2 separate regions of the Homo sapiens genome follow, and region 2 is linked to region 1. A link is a loop called in an ENCODE intact Hi-C map of the cell type or tissue named here. Cell type or tissue: Calu3. All regions are shown on one strand. Each heading gives the region's core, and the rest is flanking DNA. Links, peaks and the distances in the headings are about the cores only.

Region 1 (2,813 bases), core at 304-2,803:
AACTGAGAGGCAAGGGTGAAGAGATGAACAAGAATCAGTGAAAGAAGATGACCAGAGGAAAGTAACAATTTAGTTGCAGAAGCCGAATCTTCTAAAAATGGAAAACCTGTGAGGCACTCATTTTGCATTAACCCACAAAAACCTCGCTGGATAGAGGGGAGACTCAAAGGAAACAAACTGGGATCAACAGTAAATGTTTAATAAAGAGATAAGTGAAGAACAAGCAAATGCATTAATGAATATCTGGTTTTACTTACATCTAAAATTTCAAGTAGTACCATAACAACCTGTTTTTTAACCCCCTGCTATCTGCTTTGTGTAGCAATGTCTAAATCTCTCAACTGGAACTAGGATCAACCATAAAACAAATTGGTTTCTTCCTGCATGACCCATAGTCATGTATGAGGTACTTCCTCTTAATTCCAGCATGTGATCTTTTTTCATCTGAGTTCCTGCAATGGCCAATAGCTTTCTCTAGATCTGTAGCCATTCTACACTTGCAGCCTTGGCATTCCAAAGAGCCTAGAGGCTGAAGCAAAATTAAATACCAAGTTGGAAAACAAAATGAAACAGCCTAAATCCCCTTGGTCAGTTAACATTTGCAAAAATGCTGTCAGTAAGTTATTAAACAAAGATTATTTCTTTGACCTTAAGGAATTATATATGAAAGAAAAAAGTAGGGTTATCTTATCACTTCTCCTAAAGTGCATCTCACCAACAGGAGTTTAAACATCCCTTCTGAATAAATAAAAATGAGGGATGAAGTGCAGGAGATAGACAAATAAAAAGATAATTCCTTGCAATAACACACAAGGTACCTTTAAAAGTTTTATAAGTATATGCCTCTTTTTATAAGGAAATATAGTATAGATATAAATCCAAGATACTTGTAAATCTAATGCCATGTAAACTTATTTAACTGTTCCCTATTCTCTACCTTTATTTTTAAGATATCAAGTCCTATTTACTCTCTGCTTATATTCTCATTAGTAATACTTAAAACTAGACCAAAAATAGTAATAAAAATCGGCACACAATACATGTAGAATTTTTGAAATATTGTTTTAGGTTTAGTAGCCTTGGTCTTTTTAAAAACAAACTTTCTTTTTTGTTTATTTTAACTAACAAGTGTTGTTGTTCTTTTTGAAAATAAATGATGGAAAACTGAAGAAGTAAGATTGATAAATGATATGCCTGGATCTATCTAGAAAGCTAATGTCTAGATGTGGGAAAAAACTGAAAACTTAACATGCTGACCTTCACATGCTGTATGTGTTAGATCCAACCACAAGAGAATGGTTTTCCAAACAGGTGGCCAACAACGAGTTCAGTCCTGCAGAGTGATAAAGAATGGATTGTTATAAGGGTGTTAGGGCAGGAAAGGGAAGCAAACACTTAGCTTGCCACTCCCTTAAATGGCATCTTTTATGAACTTTGGCATCCTTTGTAAACTTTTTCTGGTCAAAAGCAATTCATGGAACTTGTTGATAACTTACACATTTGGCCCTGTGCAAATTAAGGGTCTCTGACTCTGCTTCAGGGAAAACCACACACACACACACACACACACACACACACACACACACACACAATGTTTTTCAGGGCTGGAAGGAAAATAGAGAAAACCAATGACTCCACAGATTGATGATTCCATTACTCATATGGTAGACTATTCTGGATTCTTGGAATCTGGAGATTTTTACTTGCATTTTGATCTCTCCAAAACCTTTCTATGACTGAGTTCTATGTTTATATGACATAAAACCCAACGAGCTAAAATTTTGCTGCTTAAAATTCCTCCTCATTTTTTTTTATCATTCAGAAGAAAATATAAGCATTTGGGGCTAAACTTCAGCCACTGAGAAGTTTCTTCCATCCAAATGGAGAAAAAGGGGAATTCAGAAGTTTCCTAACAAGTAAGATGAGTCTTTTACTTGCAAGGGAAATGTATAAGGATCTCTCAGGTCTCTTGCCAGACCACCAAAACAATACTGATCTGTTTTCTTTTTTTTTTTTTAATATGGGCACATTATAGGCAATTTAAAATATATACCACTATCATCTATATTTCCTACATCATTGACTAGCTCTGAAGAATTTCTTCATGCAATAAAAATGCGTCCTGAGCGCTGGACTAGCTATTGGATAATCAGTGATGACTGACACCTGTTCTCTAAGAGCTCACAACCTGTCTTGATAGATTAAATAATCTTATCTTAAATAATGCACAACAGCATTATTTAAGGCAATATAAATTAGTTAAATGCAATGCATTATAACTATATTTGAGGCCTAACCACTCAAACTATACTTAACAAGTTTAGTAAAGAATAGTCTTTCTTACAGCCTTTATGTTAAAAAAGCATTAAGTCAAAATTTCTTTGCAGCTTTTCAAGAAGATTGAGAATCAGAGAACAAATGTATTTGTTCTAAATGAGTTACTCATAAAATTATATGTTCTTAGCTTGTATGATTAATGAAACTGTTCATAAAATGCTGCTGTGGTCGTAGGTGTAAAGTAAGAATTTGCTGGCTAATAGGCCCAGTGACTCCCTGAGGATGAATGAGGGACAAGGAGCAGATTGGGTGAGTCAATGGACTAAGGCTCTAGAAACCCTGCAACCCCTGCTGAAACAGATATTTATTATGTTAGAAAAATCATATCACTGCCTTGAGCCTCATTTTCAAAGTATAAGGAGAAAGGGAAGGGACTTCTCAGCTGTTAAAATTCTTATACTAAATTGGATTTCCTAAATGCTACAAATGTCAGATAAAGAACACCTGAGAGACAGAGCAGGTAGGCTATGTCAGGG
Region 2 (2,813 bases), core at 163-2,662, 190 kb before region 1:
AATGGAAAATAGTATATAAAGAACTGAGTTTTGCTCAAGCACAAGGTTTTAGAAAAAGAACTACAGAAGATTTTGTTGGAAAGCAGACAGTGGTAGAATCATAATATGGCAAAGCCTTAAATAACAGGCCAAAGGCTTGGGATTTAAAGAGCAAATAGGGAGTCACCAAAGTTTTCTGAGTAGGGGAGCAACATGACCCTCAAATTGTACTTTATAGAGCACTGCCAGGCGCGTATTAGATAGATGGCTGCTAAATTCTGTCTTGAAGTCATTTTGGCTCCTGAATCTGTTATCACAATAATTGCTATCTTCCTAGCTTTGTGACATCTACAGACTTGATCAGCATGCAACCTATATCTTCATCCAAGTCATTAATAAATGTAATTAATAATTCTGCATTAAACTTGCCAGCAAAGAGCAACTAGAGATTTCACTGCATTCAGGGAACCGTAATTTCAGCCCCACTTCTCAGCTATGCTAAAGCAATACGCCCTCCCAAATTGCTGTCAGCTATTTAAAAACCCCCACATACCTCTAGATTTTCCCAGTTTGCCTGTTTATAAGCTGCTGAATTCCTAAGGCAACATTTATAAGACATTCTAATTAGTGTGATTGAGGGCCTTAATTGATATTCCCAAGAGTAACTGGATTATGCTGAAGGCAGCAAAGAGTCAGGTCACCAAGGCAAAGCTAATCTAAAGATAACCTGTCTGCGAACACACATCCAGGGCCAGTCCTGCCCTGTGATGAATTAGAATAAAGCAGACTGAAAAGGAAACGTGATTGAACAGGCTGGTTTTGACAGATTAAAGGTACCAATGTTATTGGGAGGCGCCTGGCTGATCTGAAACCTCTCAGAGAATGCTGGGTCATTTAGCATTGTCTTGTATTCAGCCTTAGAATTTTATTATCGTAAAGAGTAATACACTTTTGGTTGTTGCGTCTTAGAGTGAGAGGGTGCTGGGTCAGAGATGGAGGAACTGTCAGAAAGCAAAGGGACGTGGGTAATAAACACAGATTCTCAGTGTCTAAATTAGAGCTTAGCTTTAGATTATTGCAATGGGGCCTAACAGACCCTGCTGTTGCTTCAGATGATTCTAACCTACATATAATATCTTCCCAGCCTTTCCTGCATTATCCGTGTAATTTACTGCATGATAATCCTCATGCTCCCTCCCTTATCTTTTGGTACATCTCTCATATTTAATCCTATTGTTTCCCAGTATATCAACTTTAATGACTATATCATTTAGCAAGAAGATTTAAAATGTACTTAGTTCTCTGTAATCGACGACAATGTTAAAGATGGGTCTTCACGTGCTCAGCACCTTAACATCTACTTCCGCATATGAAACTTTTTATCGTCTGCATTCTCTAGACTTGGTAATCATTAGCATCTCCTTATCTGCATCACTCTGACCACTGAATTCTCTCACCTAGCCCGCAGGTGACAGGCTGAAACTAGGTTTGCTGTGCCAAGGGTGGGATTTGCCATGAATCACCATTTGTTCTGCCTGCCTTCCGCTCAGCAGCACTTCACCAGATCACAGGACTGGATTTGTCCCTCAGTTTCCTGATCCCATATATAGCTCTATACTCAGAAAACACCCACTTAGGCCTTCAGCCTGGTGCTCGTCAGCACCCTCTTCCAGGAGCCTACCTTATGTCCCTGTAAAGACTTGCAGTCAGCTAGATAAACCTCCTATAACCATGAAACTGCTAAACCTGCTTCATTCTGCCATGGTTGACTGACACCCTTTTCTATGACCTGCCCACTGAAAACTACGACCATTCGCACTTTTGAAAACTTGGCCATTCACGCCAAGGAATACACCCCAGAAGGCCATCCCCATAAAAGGTCAACCCTGTAGTCAAATCACTTCCTTGAGTCCCAATCCTGCCCTAATCCCATTCAGATCTTTCCTTTTATTTTCTCTAAGTTACTGCAAAAAGTCTGAGTAGGTCTGGCATTTCTGTGGTTACCTAAGATACAATGAACAAGCCTTTGAAGAAAACAGGAAAAGCTACTAATTATTCCATTCTACACAAAAGGGATAGCATTTAGTAAGACATGAGAGTTATTTTCATCATCAGTCTTTTGTGGAGTTTACAGGGCTTTTTTTGAAAATAGGATCCTTGTGCAGAATATTTCAAATCTAATATTTATCAGCAAATGAAAGTTTTGGCAAAGTGACATGGAAGACTCTGATTTGGGGTAAAATGAAGTAAATATTCTTCATCCTGTCTTTGCAGTTATAAAACGCGGGCATATTTGATGGAACAACTGTTTGAGGATTCTAAAAGTAAAAAATAAGGCATTCTTTTCAATAGGACATTCACCAGATACACCGTATCATGTATCATAAATCAAATTTTAACAAATTTAAAAGAATTCAAAGTATGTTCTCTCCCCATAGAATTAAACTAGAAATCAATAACAGAAAGATAATAGGAAAATCTCCAAACACTTCAAAATTAAAATACATGCCTTAAAATAAAGTATATATGGGTTGAAAAGAAAGTTGTAAGGGAAATTAGAAAATATTTCTAACTTGACAAAAATAAAATAAAACATACCAAGTGTGTGGGATGCAGCTAATGTAGTGATTAGAGGATAATTTGTAGCACTAAAGGCTTATCTTAGAAAAGAAGAAAGATAGCAAGCCCATAATCTAATCTTCCACTTTAAGAAACTACAGAAAGAAGAATAAATGAAACAAGCATAATAAAGGAAATTTTATAGAGTAGAAATCAAATAATTTCAAAACAGGAAATATATACATATAGAAAAATAAAGAAACCAAAAGTTAGTT

Evidence for each region. Hi-C counts contacts between places; a loop is a spot of excess contacts. Peaks named below come from ENCODE experiments on the same cell type or tissue, not always from the same donor. Only the 100,000 strongest peaks of a DNase experiment are listed, where the experiment ranks them.
Region 2: it touches region 1 in a loop (3-fold over the local background); 1 of 110 quality-filtered maps calls a loop at or near these places.

What each region holds. Positions count from the first base shown.
Region 1 is chr3:190,373,048-190,375,860 of GRCh38, reverse strand. It overlaps a transcript of CLDN16 not described here. Among named protein-coding and RNA genes, the nearest start is that of CLDN16, 14 kb to the left of the region's middle. In Calu3, for the core only: no CTCF peak of the experiment used is centred there; a DNase peak (open chromatin) is centred at 1,430.
Region 2 is chr3:190,559,328-190,562,140 of GRCh38, reverse strand. All of the region lies in intron 2 of IL1RAP (interleukin 1 receptor accessory protein), which reads right to left. Among named protein-coding and RNA genes, the nearest start is that of IL1RAP, 47 kb to the right of the region's middle. In Calu3, for the core only: no CTCF peak of the experiment used is centred there; a DNase peak (open chromatin) is centred at 1,480.